2 separate regions of the Mus musculus genome follow, and region 2 is linked to region 1. Evidence: chromatin loops called from intact Hi-C (ENCODE). Cell type or tissue: left cerebral cortex. All regions are shown on one strand. Links, peaks and the distances in the headings refer to the core of each region. The heading gives the core; the rest is flanking DNA. Region 1 has its middle 9.3 kb from the start of Igll1. Region 2 holds the start of Fgd4 (FYVE, RhoGEF and PH domain containing 4).

Region 1 (10,837 bases), core at 235-8,234:
GCATGTCCAAATTCTTTTTTTTTTCTTTTTCTTTTTTGTTTTTTTTCGAGACAGGGTTTCTCTGTATAGCCCTGGCTGTTCTGGAACTCACTTAGTAGACCAGGCTGGCCTCGAACTTAGAAATCCTTCCAGGTGCTGGGATGAAAGGTGTGCACCACCACCGTCCGGCTGCATGTCCAAATTCTAAAGGTCCTTGTCCCTAATTGGTTTGGGGTCCTGGTCCCCAAACGGCCAATGGCTGGGCATGGGGCAGGACCCTAGAATTGCTCAGGCTAGGACACAGGAGAGAGAAGGGAGATCGCCATAAAGTGGTCGGATACAATGGACACAGAAGCTGCAGGAGAGAAAGCCAACCAGCCACGTGAGAATTCAGATGAGTAGCCACTGGCCACTTCCCTGACTAGGCCTGGGGTAGCAGGGGAAGGTTTAGGAGTTCTCAGCCTTTGAGGTAGCCAAGGCATTTTAAAATTAACGTGTGTGTGTGTGTGTGTGTGTGTGTGTGTGTGTGTGTCTGGAAGTGTGAGATCCAGAAATCCAGATCCACCGGGAGCACAAAACGGTGTGGTTAAAAATTCCCGCCACAGCTCACAAGTGTGCTCATCACGATTTCAGTCCATGTGCTACTACGTCTCTCTTCCTCCAGCACAGCCCTTCCCTCATGTCCATCTTCCTTTCAGGATGGACCTTGAGCCTCCCGAAATAAGGCTTTCTATTTCTATTCTAGGCTGAGGGCTCAAGGCTTAGAAACAGTAGGAAGTGGCTCAAGTTGCGTTCCAGTCAGGAGCAGAGCTTAGAATTGAACATAACCCAAGACCTAACCTTTAATGGAGCCTGTCTTTCCTGCTCGCTGCTGGTCCTATGTGTTGCAGCTTGGTTTATCTTTGCCCCCTTTCCTCACTATCCTCAGCTCTGATTAATTTTAGTCTGGAGGTTACTGGGGTGGCCAGCAGCGGTGTGACTTTTCCTGGTGAGATGTGAACAGATGTCTGTTCATCTCAGCTGGGGAACTGCTTAGAGACTACAGTTACAATTCCACTGAAGTCCAACGTGGCAAATGAATGAGATTATTTGTTTTACTTATAAGAATATGTGTGACTCAGAGGTAGCTGCATCACTGAAAAGCCTTCCCATCATGAGTGGCAGTCTCATCAAAGCTGAACCCTGGAGTTCCTTTTGAGATTCCCAGGCACCTTGGCTGGCTGGAAAGTCTCACCCCAGCAATCATTACAGCTTATAAAATCATGGGAAAATTTCAGAACTTCTAGCGACTTTTTTAATGCATTTGTTTACTTCCTGAGTTTTGTAAGTTTCTTTTACTTCCTGGCTTATTTTTATTTCATGTGTGTCTTGTCCACATGTGTGAAATGTGCACCATATATGTAGGCCTAATGCTCCAGGAGACCAGAAGGGGCAGTTTGCCTCGAACTGGAGTCACAGATGGTTGTGTGCTCAGAACTGAGCTGTGGTTCTCTGCAAGAGCAAAACTTGCTCTTAAACATTGAACCTTCTCTCCAGCCCCTACTTTCCAAGTCTGAAGAGGTCTCCCTCTAGTATGCATTGTTTCAGTTTAGAGGAAATTGCTACACATTTGTTACAAGCAGGCGGGCTGATACTGGAAGAAGTGACAGGTTCCAACTCCTCTCCTTTTGTTACTGTGGTTATTCACATTCTGCAGCATCTCAAGGCAGACTGTCTCTCTAGGCTTTGTTGGCCAGCTCCTGCATCCACAAGTTTTGTGCTTTTTAAGATGGCTGAACTCTGAGGTCCCTCACCAACTCTTCCTTTGGCTCCTTTAGCAGGTGTTTCCTGCCGTCTGCCTTCCACAGCTTGGTTTCCCAGGTGGTGACACAACAGATCCATGCATGCTCTTGAATTCTGTCTTAGGGCTTCTATGGACGTGATAAAAACAAAACAAAACAAAACAAAAACCAAAAACCAACCAACCAAACAAAAAAAACCCCCAAAAAACCCAACTATGACCAAACACAACTTTTGAAGGACAGTTTCAGCTTACAGTTTGTAGTCTATTATCTAGGAAGTCAGAACAGCAGCTGGAGGCAGGAGCTAATGCAGAGGCCAAGGCTGCTTCTTGCTTCTCATGTCTTGCTCAGCATAATTTATATAACACCCAGGACCACCAGGAGTGGTATATCCACCTGGGCCATTCCATATCAATCATCAATCAAGAAAATGCAGTATAGACTTGCCCACAGGCCAATCTGGTGGGAGCATTTTTTTCTTAGTTGAGGTTCCCCATTCCAAATGACTCTAGCTTGTGTCAAATTGTCATTAACCTAGCAAGCACAATTGACCCTTTGTCAACTTCACTCACAAATAATTCAGCATAACCTTTGCTTTCTTGTTGTTCCTAAGGTTTCATATCAATATCAACATCACAATATACAATATTCTAATTTTAAGGGTCTCACAGTCCCTAAAAATTTCAATACTTTAAAAGTTCAGTCTCTTACAATATCCAGTCTCTCTGAAACTCCAAATATCTGTAAAATTCCAAAGCTTCTTAACTATGGGCTCCTGTAAAATACGAAATAGTTAAATATTTTCATATTCCAAGAGGGAAGGACCAGGCAGCATCACAATCAGATCAAGGCAAAATCAAAGTCAAACAGGGTAAAGGTTCATGTTGTAAAGCTCGATGTTGTAAAGCTCGACGTCAGGCCTTTGGGACTTCTTAGTTCCCAAGGGCTGGCCAAGCATATGCATCACCCATCAGAGGCTCAGGCCAGCTCTATACCACAGAGTTGCTGCTGTTCCTGGTGGTTATCCCATGATATTGTCATCTCTAACATTCTGCAGGCTCCTGTTGCAATCGAGTTGCACTTTCACCAACAGTCTCCTGGGCCATCTGCAGGGACTCTGGTCCTGCTATATGTTGTCAAGTGTCAACTTCTCTCTAAGACCCTTTCAGTTCGAATGCTCCTACTTCAACCTAGGCTACACGTTTACCAGCAAGCTCTTCATGGTGCCAAGACTCGGCAGCTCTCCATGACTCTTTATGCCTTCACAACCAGTATTACCTGGGAAACTTACACATTACTGTCGGCCTGAGTCTGCTCAGCTGCAGGGCACGGCTGCTTGGGGAGGAGGAACTTGGGGAGTTTGACTGAGATTACCCTGTGCTGCCTTCCGGGTGAGTTCACGAGCTGTAGGGAAGTGCTCCTGGGATAGGAAAGCACAGTCTGAGATGAGGGAAAGTCGGACCTGATTTAGGGGTCCTTGGGTCTGTGACATTGCCAGGGCCATGGGGTTCTTAGACTCTTGGACATCTAGGCGCCACTGGAAGTCACAGAAGAGCAGAGAACAGAGTCAGGGGCCACATGGCCTGGGGACAGCATCTAGCTGGGGCTGGGGAGGGGGTGGGGAGGAAGGAGAGCTCTGGCTTGTCTCATGGGGTGAGTGTCCTTTGCTTAACAGAGGCAGGTTTGGTGGCAGTTGTGGCTGGGAGTGCAGAGAGGCCTTCTACAGGATGTGGCTCTGTAGACAAAGACCTTCTCCAGGTTCCTCATGGTGAATCTTGATGAAAGAGACAGTCGATGATGGAAAATTGATGCATAAAACCACTTCTCAGGGTGGGCCTGAGATTAAATTCCTTTTGCAGGGAGGAATGTCTAGGAAGAGAAGCTTATGGGCTTAAGCCCTCCCGGCCTAGGTTCCTCATTAGCATGGAGAACTCTGTTTTGAGCCTATGTGACCATAGGCCACGTTTCTTTTATGTGAGAGAAGCATGGCATGTGTTCCAAGTCAGGAGTCTGGCAGGGAGCTGGGAGTCACCTAAGCCTCAGGTGTGTGCCCACGAGTCTCTTCCTCTTGACCTGCTTTACCTTAACAAACTTCCTGGCATGTGTTTTTTTTTTTTTTTTTTTTTTTTTTTTTTTTTTTTTTTTTGAGACAGGGTTTCTCTGTATAGCCCTGGCTGTCCTGGAACTTACTCTGTAGACCAGGCTGGCCTCGAACTCAGAAATCCGCCTGCCTCTGCCTCCCGAGTGCGCCACCACGCCCGGCTCCTGGCATGGTTTTAATCCCACACATTACCAGGTTTGTTTGCCAGCACGAGGTCCAGGCTTGGACCTGTTTGCACTATAGGTTTGTGTGCTGACCCCGAGGAAACACTTCCCAGAAGGTTCTGCTTCCTTAATGCTGGTTTCTTCTTAACCTTAGTTTATTTGCAGCCTTAACTGACCAGTCTTAATTTACCCAGTCAAGCAAGTTTTCACACTCTAAGACTTGGTGCCAATTTCTGTCCTAGTTATGGGTTCAATTGTGATAAAACATGACTAACATGAGCTTGAGGGAGGAGAGCTTATTTTAGCTTACAGCTTGTATTCCACCATCCAGGGAAAGTCAGTGTGGGAACTCAAGATAGGAACTAATGCAGAGGCTGTGGGGGAACATTGCTTACAGGCTTGTGCCTCTCTCTTACTCAACTTGCTTTCTTATACACCCTGGACCCATTGGTCCAGGGCAGGAGCGGGACCACCCACAATTGTCTGGGCTCTTCCATACCAATCAGCAATCAAGAAAGTGCACCACAGGCTTGCCCACAGGTGGGGGAATCTTCTTGGTTGAGGTTTACTTTTCTCAAATGACTTCAGCTTGACATAAAGTTGACATAAAACTATCCAGCACAGATTCAGTCAGAGAAAAGATGTGTATTGCATCTTCAGTGGAGTATGAGGCAGTGATTGTTAATTTGGATCTGAAATGAATCTGAAGCTTGGTATTGTGCATAGAAGACTCGGGATGTTCTAAAGGGAGTTAGGAAATATTCCACACTTCTGGAAGTCCGTCAAAACTCTGCAAGTAAACAACTCAATAGCTTAAGGAGCTCTCTGAAACCATCCAGACTCTCATGGCTTCTCCATTGGTTATTTCTGGTCTGCACAGGTGGGAGAGACGTGCTGAAGCTCCTCATGTAAGCTCCTGTATTTGGTTTTTACTTTGTGTGTGTGATATTACTTTATTCTGTAACGTTTTGAGCTTTGGGGCATATCCTATATCGCCCCCTGCTGGCACCTACTCTCCAAAAGCTCTGTAGGGCTATGAAACAATGTGCTCACCCTGGAAACATCTGCTATTGTCCTAGGAGGTCACCAGCTTCGGAGTGTCTTCACGGTTTACTCCTGCACCATAAGTGGAAGCACATGCAGCATCGGATTGGAGAGTGGAAGGAAAAGGTGGAGCTGAAAGTTAGAGAGGGGACACACACACACACACAAAGAGAGAGAGAGAGAGGGAGAGAGAGAGAGAGAGAGAGAGAGAGAGGAAGAGAGATGATGGAGGACTGAGAGAAGATGGAGGAAAAGGAAGATGAAACAGAACCATGTGGCCTGGATGAGCCACAAGTAGCTAGGGATTTCATAGATGGAAAAAAGTAATGTAAGATACATTTGCTTGATCTAGGTGTGCAGTTTGAATTTATACCAGTTATATTATGTGTTCTTTGCATGGGCATTTTGGGGTTGGAGAATTACTGTTATAAATCTGGATGGTATAGTAAAAGTCTGTGGTGTTATCATTTTATAGGGCTAAGGGAATCTGAGCTAGCAATAGCAGGCTTTCTGCAGGCTTGCCACAGTGGGTAGATGACCTGGGAAGTGTGAACAGCCTGGCAGCAAACTAGCTGTGGGAACTGGGAACCATGGGAGCAGGTGAGACTGCAGTTGCCAGTGCCTAGCCAGCCACATCGTGAACTGTTTGATTTATAACTGCACACTATAGATGGTGCCAAACATGAGGCCTGAACCCATGACTCTGAGATTAAGAGTCTCATGCTCTACCAACTAAGCTAGCTGGGCTTTTTTTTTTTTAAATCACACCTGAGTGGCTTGTTTAATTGAGGAGGGACATAGGTGAGAACAAATAAAGACAGCTGGGACCCTCAGTAGGGAAGAATACCCCTCCCTCCCCGTATGCACCCACTGACCTTAAATAAAAAATAACCAACTATAAGAGAGCAGCTGAGACAGTGATGGGGAGGCTGGGAGTGGTCAGGGAAGGACACTTGGAATTGAGGGCAGCAGTGAACCATGTGTGTGTTGGGAGGGCCCGAGGTCGTGCTGGACGAGTCTGTCTTCCTTGTAGACATGTATAAATACAAAGATAAACCTTTCTTCTCCCCTCTCTACCCAGTGCTGCTCACCACCGTCCCAGCTTGCCTTTCCTTATCAGTGCAGGGAAGAGTGGAAAAGCAAGTTATTACCAAATTCCAATCAGACCCATGTCCATCAGCTTCTGGATCTTCTGTGCTATTACAGGATTCTTTAAGTATTTGCTCAGAACCTGGGATCCTTCTGCATCTACTTCAGGATGAGCCTCATGTCTGGGTCACTCATTATCTGCTGCACATCAGGGTCAGCCATGGCCAGACTCTTCACATCCTCAGGGCTATCATGTCCGTTGTACTGTGCCATCATACAGTGTTGGTAACCACCTGCTGCTTCCTTACAGCTGGAGTCCAGGTCTAATGCCGTTTGGTACACACCTATGGCTTCTGAATAGTCCTTTATGCTTTCCCTATATAACCCTTGATGAAGGTTGCACTCTTCACAGTCCTTGAGTCCAACTGAAACTCCAGGAGCTCAGTTGCTGTACAGTTTGGCATCTCCTGGGTTCCTTTTAATGGCTTCTGTATAGTGCCTCATGGCCTTCCACCCCTTCTGGAAGCATTCACTGCCCTTGTTCTTCTCCTCCAAAGCCAAGCCAGGGTTGATATAAGTCAGTCGCTCTTGTTCCTTCAGAATTTTCTCTGCCTGCTGGCACTTCTTGAGCACGTCTGGGGTTCGGTGCTCTGCCAGAGACTTGTAGAAATGGATAGCATCCTTGTACCTTTCCTCTTTGAAATAGGAATTGCCAATTCAGGCATAAGCTTTGGCCATCTGTCTGTAGTCCTCTTGGATCTCTCTGCCCACATCAAAGGCCTTCTCACAGAGCTCCCAGCATTTGTTGTAGTCGCCCTTCTCAAAGTGCACAGCAGCTTGATTAGTTATGTAAGTCATACTGGTAGGGTCAGGTCCATTTCCTTGGCCCTGTCATAATGCTTCAGGGCCTTGTCAACATCTTTCTTCTTATAGGCATCATTTCTCAACTCCTTTTATTTCAGTGCCTGTTTCTTATTCTCTGGAAGATCTTCTTCCATAGGTTCTGACTTGGCCTCCTTTTTGGGAGGAGGTGGGGTGAGGGTGTTGCTACTTTTTCATCCATACTGCCCAGATCAACCCCAAGAAGGACACTGCAAGTAGTGACCAGGAATCCTGTAGTTTCGTGCCCAGGTCTGAAGGCTTGTTCTGTAGCTGCTCTCTGAGTTCCCTGTAGGTGGAGTTACTGAGCAGCCTTCTTGTCCTGGGATCATTCTCCAACTTCTGGCACAGATTATGCAAGTTGAAAGGATTCGTGAATTTCCTCTCTGCCAACCTGGCCTCCATAAGCCCTCCTTAAGCTAGGGATTATTTGCTTCATGTTTTAAATCTTCTTCATAGGTTCATTTGACTTCTTCAAACTGGTTTAGGACCTCAGGGGCTGCTGCTTTTCTTGAATAATCCTTGCTCCAGTCAGGCTTCAGGTCTTGCAGCATCCTCATAGGCCTCTGGTAGTCTTCTTTCATGGTGTAGGCAGCAGAGCGATTGCTATAGAGCACATGGTTCTGGGGATCTAGTTTAATTGCCTCAGAGCAGCACTGTAAGGCATCACCAATGTTCCCAGCATTCAGGGTCTTATTGTCCTTCTTTAGCTCATTCACCTGCTTCATAGCCTGGTCCAGAACCAAAAAAAAAAAAAAAAAAAAAAAAAAAATTGCCATTAATTTACTTTAAAATTTATTTTAAAATTCTTTTTAGTTCACATATTATATTATATAGTGAGGTTTTATTACACATGTATATATTGCAGATTTTTAATTAGCTTAATCAAGACACTCATAAACTCACTTATTTCCTTTTGAATCCCCCTCACCAATAGTTACTTCCTACTACCTAGTTTTCTATTTTAAATAGAAATACACACATCTAAAGTTTAAAAGCTCATATCCACATGTAAGAAAGAAAAGCATGCAATGTTTGTCTCTTGAAGTCTGGTTTATCTCACTCTGGAGGATTGTTTATAGCTCCATCTAGACACTTGAAAATTTCATTTTTTAAACAGCTGAATAATATTTTATTATGAAACCATACACCATTTTTATTATGCATTCGTCAGCTGATGGACATTTGGCATTTTCTAGTTTCTGGCTTGTTGGAGACCATACCATGAGAAAGTAGGCCTTTCACAGCTTCCCATCCTAATAAGCCAAATGGCCTTGTGCTAAGGAGCCAGTCATCACCTCCTCCCCCCTATCCCTTCCTGGCACCAGAGACCCTAAAAGCTGAATTATAGTCCCCTCTTCCTAATCTCTTCCTGACTCCCAAGACTTCTAAGCACACAAGTTATGTGCTGAGCCCAGCCTGACACCCAAGGCTGTTAAGGAGGAATCTACATTCCGGAGATAAGACTCAGAGTGCCTCCTGCTTGCAGTCTGAATTCGGCCTTCATGTCCCCATATGCCCACATCTTTGTTCTTTGTTAATTCCCCCTCAACTCCTCCCTATTCCCCTTGCTGTGTGCTTATAACCTGGTGTTTCAGTCTAATAAACCAAGACCTTGACAGGAATCCTCCTTGGTCTCTGCTTCTCTTTCTCACTCATTTCTCTTCAGGTTTGTGGTCCCCCTTGCACCCACGAATAACTGGGTCCTGCTGGATGGGACACTGGCTGTTAGGGACAGAGCAGCAATGGATATGGTGAGCAAGTGTCTCTGCAGTTGGATGTAGAGTCCTGTGGGCATTTGCCCAAGAGTGATATAGCTGGATTTTGTGGTAGATCTATTTCAGATTTTTAAGGAGCACTGATTTGCCTGGCACCCTAGTTTCCACAGGGCCTGTATCAGTTCACTGTCCTAACAACAGTGAAAATGCAACTCCCTCTCCCCACATTCAAACCAGCCTGAGTGATCATTTGTTGCTTTTTCTTGGCCATTCTTACTGGTGTAAGATAAAATTTCAAAGTAGTTTTGATTTGCATTTCTCTGACGACTAAAGATGTGGAACATTTTAAAAGTGTTTTCTAGACATTTGTTTCACCTTTGGAAAGCTCTCTGGTTAATTCTACACCCCATTTTAAAGTTGTTATTTATTTTCCTGACATTGATTGCTTTGTATTTTCTAGTCACCAACTCTCTATCAGATGTATAATTGGCAAAAATTCTTTTCCATTTGGTAGACCATGGCTTTACACAAATGATGGTGTCCTTAGCTGCACAGAGGTTTTTGGCCTCCTGGGTTTCCATTTATTGTTGTCTGGTGCCTTTGCCAGTGCTGTTCTGCTCAGCAAGCCCCCTCCAGTGCAGGACTTTAACACTGTTCCCTAACTCTCTTCTATCGGATTCAGGCTATCAGATTCTTACATCAAGCTTGTTGATCTATTTGGAGCTGAGTTTGTATAGGATGATAAATATGGCTCTATTTTCATTCTTCTATATATCCAGTCAGGGTAAAGGGATGGAAAAAGATATTCCAAGTAAATGGACCTAAGAAGCAAGCAGGTGTTTCAATATCTGACAAAATAGACTTCAACTCTAAACTAATCAGGAGAAATAGAGAAAGACACTATGTATTCATCAAAGGAAAAATCCACCAAGAGAATATTGCAATTCTAAACATTTATGTACCAAACACAAAGGATCCCAAGTTATAAAAGAAACATTACTACAGCTTAAATCACATATTGACCCTCACACAATAATGTGGATGACTTCAATACCCTATTTTTCACCAAGACAGGTCTCCAAACAAAAACTAAACAGACAAATGCTGGAATTAGATAACATCATAAATCATAGTGATCCAGTGGACACTCACAGAATGATTCACCCATATACTGAAGACTATACTTTCTTCTCTGCAGCCCATGGAACTTTCTCCAAATTTCACCACATTCTTGGACACAAAGCAATTATAACAGATATAAGAAAATTAGTAGTGTTAAGGCCAAGGCTCATGCTGAAAGAGATTAAAAGATTAAAGAAAGGCCTGATCCATAGATTTGGGCCAGCATGTCCTCGAGCTAGAGAACTGGACATTTGTCTTCAGGTTGGAACATTTGTGGTGTTGACCAGTCAGGAGTGAATTAAAAATGGGTGATGTTGGGCTGGTGAGATGGCTCAGTGGGTAAGAGCACCCGACTGCTCTTCCGAAGGTCTGAAGTTCAAATCCCAGCAACCACATGGTGGCTCACAACCATCCGTAACGAGATCTGATGCCCTCTTCTGGAGTGTCTGAAGACAGCTACAGTGTACTTACATATAATAAATAAATAAATAAAACAAAAAAAAAAATGGGTGATGTTGAAAAAGGCAAGATGATTTTTGTTCAGAAGTATACCCGGTGCCACACTGTGGAAAATGGAGGCAAGCATAAGATTTGATCAAATCTCTATGGTCTGTTTGGGTGGAAGATAGGTCAGGCTGCTGGATTCTCTTATACAGAACAAGAACAAAGGCATCACCTGGGGAGAGGACACCTTGATGGAGTATTTGGAGGATCCCAAAAAGTACATCCCTGGAACAAAAATGATTCACTTTCTAAGAAGAAGGGAGAAAGGGGTTGGAGAGATGGCTCAGTGATTAAGAGCACTGTCTGCTCTTCAGGAGGTCCTGAGCTCAATTCCTAGCAACCACATGGTGGCTCACAATCATCTATAGTGAGATCTGGTGCCCTCTTCTGGCCTGCAGGATACATGCTACATAATAAATTTATTTATTTATTTATTTATTTATTTATTTATTTATT
Region 2 (10,837 bases), core at 1,262-9,261, 260 kb after region 1:
TATAGTACTCAAAGTCCTAGCTACAGCTATTAGACAACAAAAGGAGGTCAAAGGGATAAAAATTGGAAAAGAAGTCAATCTATCACTATTTGCAAATGATATGATAGTATACTTAAGCGACTCCAAAAATTCCATCAGAGAACTCTTAAAGCTGATAAACAACTTCAGCAAAGTGGCTGGATATAAAATTAACTCAAACAAATCAGTAGCCTTCCTCTACTCAAAAGATACTGAGAAAGAAATTAGGGAAATGACACCCTTCACAATCATCACAAATAACAGAAAATACCTCAGTGTGACTCTAACCAAGCAAGTAAAAAATCTGTATGACAAGAACTTCAAGATCTCCCATGCTCATGGATTGGCAGAATTAATATAGTACAAATGGCCAAGTTGTCAAAAGAAATCTACAGATTCAATGCAATCCTCATCAAAATTCCAAATTTTCATAGTTAGAAACAGCAATTTGCAAATTTATTTGGAATAACAAAAAACCCAGGGTAGCGAAAACTATTCTCAGTAATAAAAGAACTTCTTGGGGAATCACCATCCCCAACCTTAAGCTGTATTACAGAACAATTGTGATAAAAACTGCATGTTATTGGTACAGAGACAGGCAGGAAGATCAATGGAATAGAATTGAAGACCCAGAAATAAACCCATACACATATGGTCACTTGATATTTGACAAAGGAGCTAAAATCATTCAGTGGAAAAAAGACAGCATTTTAAACAAATGGTGCTGGTTCAACTGGTGGTCAGCATGTAGAAAAATGCAAATCGATTCATTCTTATCTCCTTGTACAAAGCTCAAGTCCAAGTGGATCAAGGACCTCCACATAAAACCAGGTACACTGAAACTTACAGAGGAGAAAGTGGGAGAAACTTACAGAGAAGAGCCTCAAACACATGGGCATAGGGGGAAAATTCCTGAACAGAACACCAATTGCTTATGCTCTAAGATCAAGAATAAACAAATTGAACCTTATAAAATTGCAAAGCTTCTGTAAGGCAAAGGACACTGTCAATAGGACAAAGAGGCCACCAACAGATTGGGAAAAGATCTTTACAAATCCTACATCCAAAAGAGAGCTAATATACAATATATAAAAAGAACTTAAGAAGTTAGCCTCCAGAGAATCAAATAACCCCATTAAAAATGGGGTACAGAGCTAAACAAATAATTTTCAACTGAGGAATATGGAATGGCTGAGAAGCACCTAAAGAAATGTTCAACATCCTTAGTCATCAGGGAAAGGCAAATCAAAACAACCCTGATATTCTACCTCACTCCAGTCACAATGGCTAAAATAAAAACTCAGGTGACAGCAGATGCTGGGGAGAATGCAGAGAAAGAGGAACACTCCTCCATTGTTGGTGGGATTGCAAGCTGGTACAACCCCTCTGGAAATCAGTCTGGTGGTTCCTCAGAAAATTGGACATAGAACTACCTGAGGACTCAGCAATACTACACCTGGGCATATAATCAGAAGATGCTCCAACATGCAGTAAGGATACATGCTCCACTATGTTCATAGCAGCCTTAATTATAATAGGAACTGGAAAGAACCCAGATGTCCCTCAACAGAGAAATGGATACAAAAAATGTGGTACATTTACACAATGGAGTACTACTCAGCAATTAAAAAAAATGAATTCATGAAATTCTTAGGCAAATGGATGGAACTAGAAAATATCATCCTGAGTGAGGTAACCCAATCACAAAAGAACACACATGATATGCACTCACTGATAAGTGGGTATTAGCCCCAAAGATCCAAATAACCAAGTTTCAATTCACAGACCACATGAAGCTCAAGAAGAAGGAAGACCAAAGTGTGGGTGCTTCTGTCTCCTTTAGAAGGAGTACAAAATACTCACAGGAGCAAATATGGAGATAAAGTATAGAGCAGAGACTGAAGGAAAGGCCATTCAGAGACTGTCTGACCTGGGGATTCATCCCATATACAGTTACCAAATTCAGACACTATTGTGGATGCCAAGAAGTGCTTGCTGATCAGAGCCTGAGGTGTCCATCTCCTGAGAGACCCTGCCAGAGCCTTACAAATACAGAGGTAGATGCTGCTGGCAGTCAACCATTGGACTGAACGTAGGGTCCCTAGTAGAAGAGTTAGAGAAGGGATTGAAGGAGTTGAAGGGGTTTGCAACCCCATAGGAAGAACAACAATATCAACCAACCAGCCCCCCCCCCAGAACTCCCAGGGACTAAGCCATCAACAAAAGGGTACACATGGCTCCAGCTGCATATGTAGCAGACGATGGCCTTGTCATGCATCAGTGGGAGAGGTCCTTGTTCCTATGAGGGCTCAGTAAATACCCCAGTGTAGGGGAATCAAGGGTGGGGAGTTGCAAGTGGGTGGGTGGGTGGGTAGAGGAACACTCACATAGAGGTGTAAGACCCCCTTTCGGGGACCCCCACTCTAGCCTCGGGAGAGAGAGAGAACCCAAAGAAACATGAGAATCCTTTCTTGTTGTAAACACATGAGGCAGTTTAATGACAGAGCTCTGGGTCAAAACGTATCTAACACAGGAGACAGTGGATTCGACCCCAAGGCTCGAAAACTAGGGGGTCTTAATGGGGTAAGGGGCTTAGGGGTGTGGAATTCAGCATAGTGACACACTATTGGCTTATTTAAACATTAACAGAAGAATTACATGTACGTGCAGGGTGTCAGAGTTCTGTGAGTTGTTGACTCAGTTCAGATAGCCTGTTATGTCCTCACATTCCTCTTTATCTTTAAGGTTAAGCTGTTCTCAGGAATGTTTTAGCTACGGGGCATACCCGGGTTTGTTTTTCTTTTTTCTCAGCCCCAGGCAGCCTCTAGGCTCACAAACAACCAGCAATTTCTGAGTACTTTATATGACTTACAGGTCTTGAAATTTCATCTTTCAGAGGCAGGGGGATAGAGGATGGAATAGGGGGGTTTCCTTTCTGGGAGGGGCGGAAACCAGGAAAGGGGATAACACTGAAATGTAAATAAAGAAAATATCCAATAAAAAAAGAAGAAAAAAAGAACTCTAAAGCACATTAGTGCATTATCACTAAATTCCTGAAGGCAGTGTTAGGAATGAGTTGCTATGGTCCATTTTCAGTATGAAGTGTGCTAAAATGTTCCTGAGCTGCAGATAAGCAGGCATCCCCAGGCTCATCTCTCTCCTCTCTAAAGGCTGGAGTCAACTTATCTCACAACTCTGTAGAGTTGGAAAATTACATGTAGTCTGTTATGCAACTAAGTCTAGATGAAAGAAGGAGGGCAATGTGAAGTCCTAAATTATTTTTTAAGTAAGGTACTATATCCTAAATCAATAAGATGGGGATTTGAGAGCAAGTCTGTTCATGAGAGAGAGAGGACAAACTTTTCTTGTATTTAGGGGACTTTAAAAGCTATTGTCGGGCTGGTGAGATGGCTCAGCGGTTAAGAGCACCCGACTGCTCTTCTGAAGGTCCTGAGTTCAAGTCCCAGCAACCATATGGTAGCTCACAACCATCCGTAAGGAGATCTGACTCCCTCTTCTGAAGTGTGTGAAGTGTCTTCTGAAGTGTCTGAAGACAGCTGCAGTGTACTTAGATATAATAAATAAATAAATCTTTAAAAAAAAAAAAAGCTATTGTCTTGAGCCAGGTAACCATGTTAGCTACTTTTGTCTTTTCTCTGTGGTCATGTCCTTTTTCTGCCGTGGAAATGTACATTGGAAACTGCTTCATATTCATAAATCTGTTGACTTTATTACTACATTATCTTTAACAGTGGTCATGATAAACTGGGTCTTGTGCTGTTCTGGAAACCAGTGTTATTCTGTGGATGAAATCTGAAGGGAATCTGTCTGCACCGACTGACTGGCTGGTTAGAACTTCAGTACTGTAGAGAGGTTAGAACGCTGCAAGCCCAGAGGCTAATTAACTTACCTTGGCCTAGCTTTAGCCCAGGGGAACAGTCATTTCTTGTCCACCTCTACTTTAAAACTAACATCCCATGACTAACAGATTAAACTAACCTTTGGAATCTATTGACTGACTTAGATGACTTCTAGCAACCACAAAGCTAAGAATGTCACGAGATAGTATCTCAAGCCTATTCAAAAACCTCCATCTTGCTGGTAACCGCCTCTCTGATATACCTACCAATGGACTTTAAACTTGCCTTGATTTACGACTTTCTTTGTTCTGTGAAACTCTAAGACTGCTTCCGCATTGGAACATGGAATTTGAGGTTGTCTAAATCTGTGTTCCTGGGCCATGGTTACTCAAAAGGGCTGCAGAAGAAACTTTTATTCCCTTTAAGGTGAGAGCTGCGCTTCCTTATTGCTTGAACAGCGCTCCCGGCAAGCTGATTCGCTTCTTCCAAGAGCCGGCGGTGCATCTGGAATTCCGGCTTCTCAGTCATTTTCAAAGCTGGGTTTCCTTACCTAAAGTTTGCAGCGCGGTAGCCTGGGAGACTTTGGCTCTTGAAAGTGTGGTGAGTAACAGCCAGACTGTTCTTCCAGCATCCCAGGGCGTGGTCGGTAAGTAAGCTGATGAGGCGTTTCTGAGGTTCAGGTGAGCCAGGCAGGTGCACTCTGCCTTCCCCTGGGCCAATGGGCGACGCCGGTCCCCCCCAAGCCTCTTCGGCGCTCGGGCGGGACCGCGCTGCACTCTGGCGATTGGCTGTGCAGCGGGGGCGGCCTGGGCCGGCCGCTGCCGGAGAGTCCGACGACGGAGTCGGAGCGCAGGCCCGGGAAGCGAGGCCTGCGCGGGGAGGGAGCGCAGGGAGTCGCGCAACCTGGACGCGCGCGGGGCAAGGCTTGCGGGAGTGACCGCAGGCCACCATGAACAGCGAGAGCGACCATAACTTCAGGCGGGTGGCCATCCGGCGGAAGTCAGGCTCCTACCTGCCGCCCGGGATCCCCCGGCCCTGGAGCAGGCCTTCGCCGCAATTGCGGCGCCTTGACCGTGTCGCGCAACCCAGCCAGGCCGCAGGTAATGCGTGGGTGAGCGGAGCGAGGGCGTGCCGCGTGTTGGGGGGCCGGCGGGGGGCGTGCCGCGCGTGTTGGGGGCGTGACGCCTGTGTTGGGGACTGGCGGAGGGCGTGCCGCGTGTTGGGGGCTTGACGGGGTGTTAGGAGTGGAGTGGGTGTGGGTGTGTGCCTTTGGCTGTTGAGGACCTGGGGGAAAGGGCTGCCTTCTGTTGTGAAAGGGATCCTCACAGGTTAGTTACCCCGCAGGACACTATTCCTAGTTAGTTTGTTCTTTCTCCCAAAGCTTCAAGAATATGGCCAGCTTGTTCTTAAAAAACTAAAGGTGTGCCCTTAGAAAAAGCTTTATTAGGAATTGTACAACCTATTTTTCAATATACTGCTGTTTAAGATTCACCAAATTCCTCTGCTCAGTTGACCTTAGTTCCCTGGCGCTCCCTTCCCGAGGGCAAAAGTCAAACACTCAGATAATGTTTATGTTTTTGAATATTTTGAATCTTAAAAAGAAATCTCACCCTTCTTTACTTTCATTTTGTAATGATTGAGCAAGCAGCTTTGTGTTTTTATCAATATGATCAATGTCGAGACTGGTAAATATGCTGTCTATTCCTTGTCCCGAAGCTATAGAAGGCACATGACAGAAAATCGTGATGGATGGTGTGTTAAGTGTGTGTTCACGTTAGATAAGTCAGGATGTGAGATGATGCATGAACTGGATCACGGAGAGTCCTCTGTAATCATTTCCTGTAGAAGTAAGAAACTGATAAAGTATTCTGGAGATCTCTTCCAGTTCTAGCTGTGATTCACCAAACTGAATGAAAATGTTATTAAGTGAAAATGGTTTGCTTTGTCATCGCATTTTGTCACCCGTTGTTTTCAGCACAGACACTGGTCTGATGCCTCTGTTATGTTACTAGATTTATTTTCAAATGCTTTGAAGAGACGATCAAAATATGAAACATCCTCTTTCAAGAGTCACAGTATAGTCTATAAATTATTTCTGCAAAGCAGCTATGCTTGTAGGAGAAAGGGTTCTGTTTGCTCTTTTATTTATTTGTGCCCTCCCCATTCCCCCACCCCCATACTGGGAGTAGAATTCAGGGCACTTGGGTAAGCAGGCTACTACTCACTATGCCCAGCTATCCTGGTTTTTTGTTTGTTTGTTTGTTTGTTTTTTGGTTTTTTTTCCATCCATTGCTGAAGTCTTCTCCTCCTAATTTTTAAATTTGGTCTTCTCCTCCTAATTTTTATTTTTATTTTTTTAAATATATATTTATTTGAGTATACTATAGCTGTCTTCAGACATACCAAAAGAGGGCATCAGATCCTATTACAGATGGCTGTGAGCCAGCCACCATGTGGTTGCAGGGAATTGAACTCAGGACCTCTGGAAGAGCAGTCAGTGCTCTTAACCACTGAGCCATTCCTCCAGCCCTCCTTCTAATTTTTAAATTCAAAGGGAATCTCTAGCAATTTCAGAAATAGAGTACCACCGGGCAGTGGTGGCGCACACCTTTAATCCTAGTACTTGGGAGGCAGAGGCAGGTGGATTTCTGAGTTTGAGGCCAGCCTGGTCTACAGAGTGAGTTCCAGGACAGCCAGGGCTATACAGAGAAACCCTTTCTCGAAAAACAAAACAAAACAAACCAACAAACAAAAACAAAACAAAAAAAGATTTATTTACAGGGATCCATACCATAATCAACCACCAAACGCAGGCACTATTGCATATGCCAGCAAGATTTTACCAACAGGACCCTGATATAGCTGTCTCTTGTGAGGCTATGCCAGTGCCTGGCAGATACAGAAGTGGATGCTCACAGTCATCTATTGGATGGAACACAGGGCCCCCAATGGAAGAGCTAGAGAAAATACCCAAGGAGCTAAAGGGGCCTGCAACCCTATAGAAGGAACAAAAACATGACCTAACCAGTACCCCCCAGAGCTGTGTCTCTAGTTACATATGTAGCAGAAGATGGCCTAGTCGGCCATCAATGGAAGGAGAGGCCCTTGGTCTTGTAAAGATTATATGCCCCAATATAGGGGAATGTCAGGGCCAGGAAGCAGGAGTGGGTGGGTTGGGGACCAGGGTGGGCAGAGGGTATAAGGGACTTTTGGGATAGCATTTGAATTGTAAATGAAGAAAATATCTAATAGAAATTTGTTTAAATAATAATAAAAAAAGAAATAGAGTACCTATGAACAGTAGAGAAGGCTCAGCAGGTAAATTAGATGCTTGCTTCCAAACGTATGACCTGAGTTCCATCCCTGGTACCTGCATGATGGAAGAAGAGAATCAGTTCTGGTGGGAGGTGCACACATGAGTGCTCCCCCATACAATGAGGAAATGCAGTTTTAAGAGAAGTAAAGAGCTTACAGCAGAGCCTTCTAGTTTTGTTATATTGTATCAGTATTGCCCTTCTAGTTTTGTTATATTGTATCAGTATTGCCCTTCCTGTGAGTCAGCCTTTTCTCGTATTATTGTCAACCTTGGGAAAGAATTACTTGTATCTGAATAGGTGTGGCTGCTCCCTTCACACAATAAAATCTGTAGCAACTGAAGGAAAAGGACCTAGTTTTCTAAAACACCTGTTGAAAGTAAAGAATGTAAGAAAAAAGTGTAGAATGTTTCTTCCTTTGAATCAAATCTGACTTTCCTTATTAAATCTCCCCAAACCATCCATTATTAAATAACTGTTTCCTTCATGGAAAAAATAAGCCAAATTAAATTCTTGGGAAGTGCCAGTTCCTTCGGGGGGAAAAATTTATATGTGGGAGCCGCACAATTGAGATGAATCAGAGTGGACAGTCTTCCAGAGGAATGTTACTTTTCTTAAGGAAGGAAGAAAGTAAAAGAAGAACAAGAACTTGGTGGAAACTCTTGTGGTTCCAGGATTTGGAAGACTGAGCAATGAAGGTTGCTGTGAAGGCCAGCATAGGCTGAGGCTCTGCCTCAAAACCAAGCAAGCAGTGACAACAAAATCAAAACAACACCACCAAGTGGACAAAAAGAGAACTCAGCTGTCACTGTTTAGCCACTGTTCTGTGGCTATGAAACTCTCTTTTAAACAGTACTCTTATTGTGTGTCAAAAATAATAAAAACAAAGTCTACAGACTGCATCTCTGCTTTTGACTAGATGTTAAGTATTCACATGAGGGAGGTGAAGTTTAAAATGTTGAAGACAGAAGTTTGGGAGTCATGTAGCACTCGTGAATCCGGTTCCATCACTAGCTATGAGATTCCCCTGCACAGTGGAAGTGGTGATACTCAATAGGACTGGGATGGTGAAAGTAAGGTTACACACATCAGTTGTCAGGAGCCATTTATTCATTCCTGTGTCTCCCCAAATCTGCCACTAAGAAATTCTTTAGTATCACTTGAACGAACAAATGACTATTCTCCCCCTACATGCTACAGTAGCTATTATCATAGAATGTCTTTTTTTTTTAAAAGAAATTTGTTGTGATACACATAAATATAGATGTACATAAATTTATTTCACAAAAATCATACTAGTAAGAGGATTGATGTACAAAGAGAGTCATTAAGTTGATTGGAGAAATTAACTGGTGATTTGGGGCCAGGATTCAAACCTGAAGGTGTCTAGCTTGAGGATGTTTACTATCCCCTTAGGCAGTGTTTTCAAGACTCCTAAGGAAGTGCTTGAGAGCACTCAGAATTAAGAGTAAGAGACTCAGGTAGTCCTTTGTCTTGGAAGGAGTATTTTGACAATTGTGGACCCACTGTTTAATTTTTAAAAGAATTTTATTTTATGTGTATTTGTGTTTTGCCTGCATGTTGATCTATGCACCATGTGCATGCCTGGTGCCCAAGGCGGCAGGAAGGCATTAGATCACCAAGTACTGGAGTCACGGACTGTTGTGAGCCACCGTGTGGGTGCTAAGAATTGACCCTCTAGTGCTCTGGAAGACCAGAGCACTTAACTGCTGAGCCATCTCTCCAGCCTCTGAATTAATGTTTTAAGATTTAGAAGACAGCCAAGCATGGTTACCTGTACCTGTAATTCTAGCATATGGACGCTGAGGCAAGAAGGTTATCATACTTTCAAAGCCCACAAGTGAGTTATTAGCTGCAGGTCAGTCTGGTCTGAAGACTGAGATTCTGTCTCAGACCAGCTCAAGAAGCCATTTGGTTACTCATGCTCTCAAGATCGATTTCTTCATGGGGAAAATTGGTCGTTGCAGAACAGTTTCTTCCCATGGATTCTAATTCGCAGCAGGAACTCAGATGACGTCTTCTCTACAGGCTTCTGGGTTGGTAGGAGGCATTCATTCACACACACCTGAAGTATTCACACCTCATACTTAAAGACATTGCTATGTTACACACAGAGGTGGACAGTGGAGGATGCTTATTGAGGGGTTAAAGACAGCCCAGGATAATTTGATTTATACATTCTAAAGAATACAGACAGTGTAAGATGAAAATGTTTTTGTTGACAGGTGAGATTTTTATCCTGTTTATATTGTAATTATTGAGTATTTATACTTTTACCATCTTATTTGGGGCTTTATCCAGCCTTTTTGTAGGCTTTCCTTTTTCCTCCTGTGGAGTGGAACATATGGAGGGCTTGGGATTGAGGCCATTGTTCCTACTCAGTGTTGTTTCTGCTAACTCAGTAGCTTATTTCTTTTCCTACCCCATTATCTCATGAAGTGCCTGCAGTGAGAACAACAGTCTGTAGAAAACGGAAGTTTGCAGGGGGAAAAAGTCTCTTGTATAGAGTTCAGCCCATGGTCGAGAGTCTACAAAGTTGATTGACTAATGAGAGTTGTAGTGTTTAGGGCCTTACGTCTAAAGAGGCTTTCCCATTGAGGGACATTGCATGAAGTGGGTAGAAAGGAGCATTGTATTCTGGAAAGCCTTTAATAACATAGTCTACATTTCTCAGCTGTCTCTCCATCTTGTTTTCTTCCCAGAAATGTGTTCTACTGGATTTAGCACTCATAGTCCAGACTGTAATTCCAGAGGTGGAAGTATGTATGGAGGCCCAGTTCAAGAAGTTTTAGAGAGAACAGTGTTTCTGTTGGTAGTGTGTGCCATTTTGGCAAAGAAAAGAATCTGTCTGTTTTTTGCCCTTGTCCTAAGAATTTACCCAAGGCTGAATTAAAAAGTAAGGGGTATCCAAAAACAAAACAAAACAAAACAAAACAAAACAAAACAACAAAAGAGCAGGGTGTGGTGGCTCACACCTTTAACCCCAGCACTTGGGAGGCAAAGGCAGGTGAATTTCTGAGTTCCAGGCCAGCCTGGTCTACAGAGTGAGTTCCAGGACAGCCAGGGCTATACAGAGAAACCTTGTCTCGAAAAGCCAAAACCAAAAAAAAAAAAAAAAAAAAAAAAAAAAAAGTAAGGGACAGGATTTTGGCAGAGAAAAAATTTAAGACTGTAAATAATGTTGAGCCTATAAAATGCTTATGCAGTTCTATAGAGCTCTTATGCAGCTCTACAGAGAAGAGCAAATGGGACTAAAAGAAATACAAAATATACAGTTTGGAGAAAAAAAAGAATGTTAAGAAGATTAATGCCTGTGGTGGTTTGAATATGTCCCAGGGAGTGGCACCATTAGAAGGTGTGGTCTTGTTGGAGTAGGTGTGGTCTTGTTGGAGGAAGTGTGCCACTGTGGGGGAGGGCTTTGAGACCCCCCCTAGCTGCCTGAGGAGTCAGTCAGTCTTCTAGCTGCCTTCTGAACAAGATGTAGCTCCTCAGCTCCTCCAGTGCCATGCCTTTCTGGACACTGCCATGCTCTCGCCTTGATGGTAATGGACTGAACCTCTGAACCTAGAAGCCAGTCCCAATTAAATGCTGTCCTTTATAAGAGTTGCCTTGGTCATTGTGTCT

What was found. Hi-C counts contacts between places; a loop is a spot of excess contacts. Peaks named below come from ENCODE experiments on the same cell type or tissue, not always from the same donor. Only the 100,000 strongest peaks of a DNase experiment are listed, where the experiment ranks them.
Region 2: it touches region 1 in a loop (2.7-fold over the local background); 3 of 42 quality-filtered maps call a loop at or near these places.

Annotation. Positions count from the first base shown.
Region 1 is chr16:16,849,243-16,860,079 of GRCm38, reverse strand. It overlaps the pseudogene Gm5768. Among named protein-coding and RNA genes, the nearest start is that of Igll1, 9.3 kb to the left of the region's middle. In left cerebral cortex, for the core only: a CTCF peak has its summit at 5,018 (motif pointing left); DNase peaks (open chromatin) are centred at 4,315 and 5,015.
Region 2 is chr16:16,593,919-16,604,755 of GRCm38, reverse strand. It overlaps Fgd4 (FYVE, RhoGEF and PH domain containing 4), which reads left to right and starts at 4,778. Exons shown (of 17, transcript NM_001301817.1): 1 at 4,778-4,978. The coding sequence starts at 4,828. In left cerebral cortex, for the core only: a CTCF peak has its summit at 7,982; DNase peaks (open chromatin) are centred at 4,469, 4,737 and 7,927; H3K4me3 peaks cover 1,220 bases.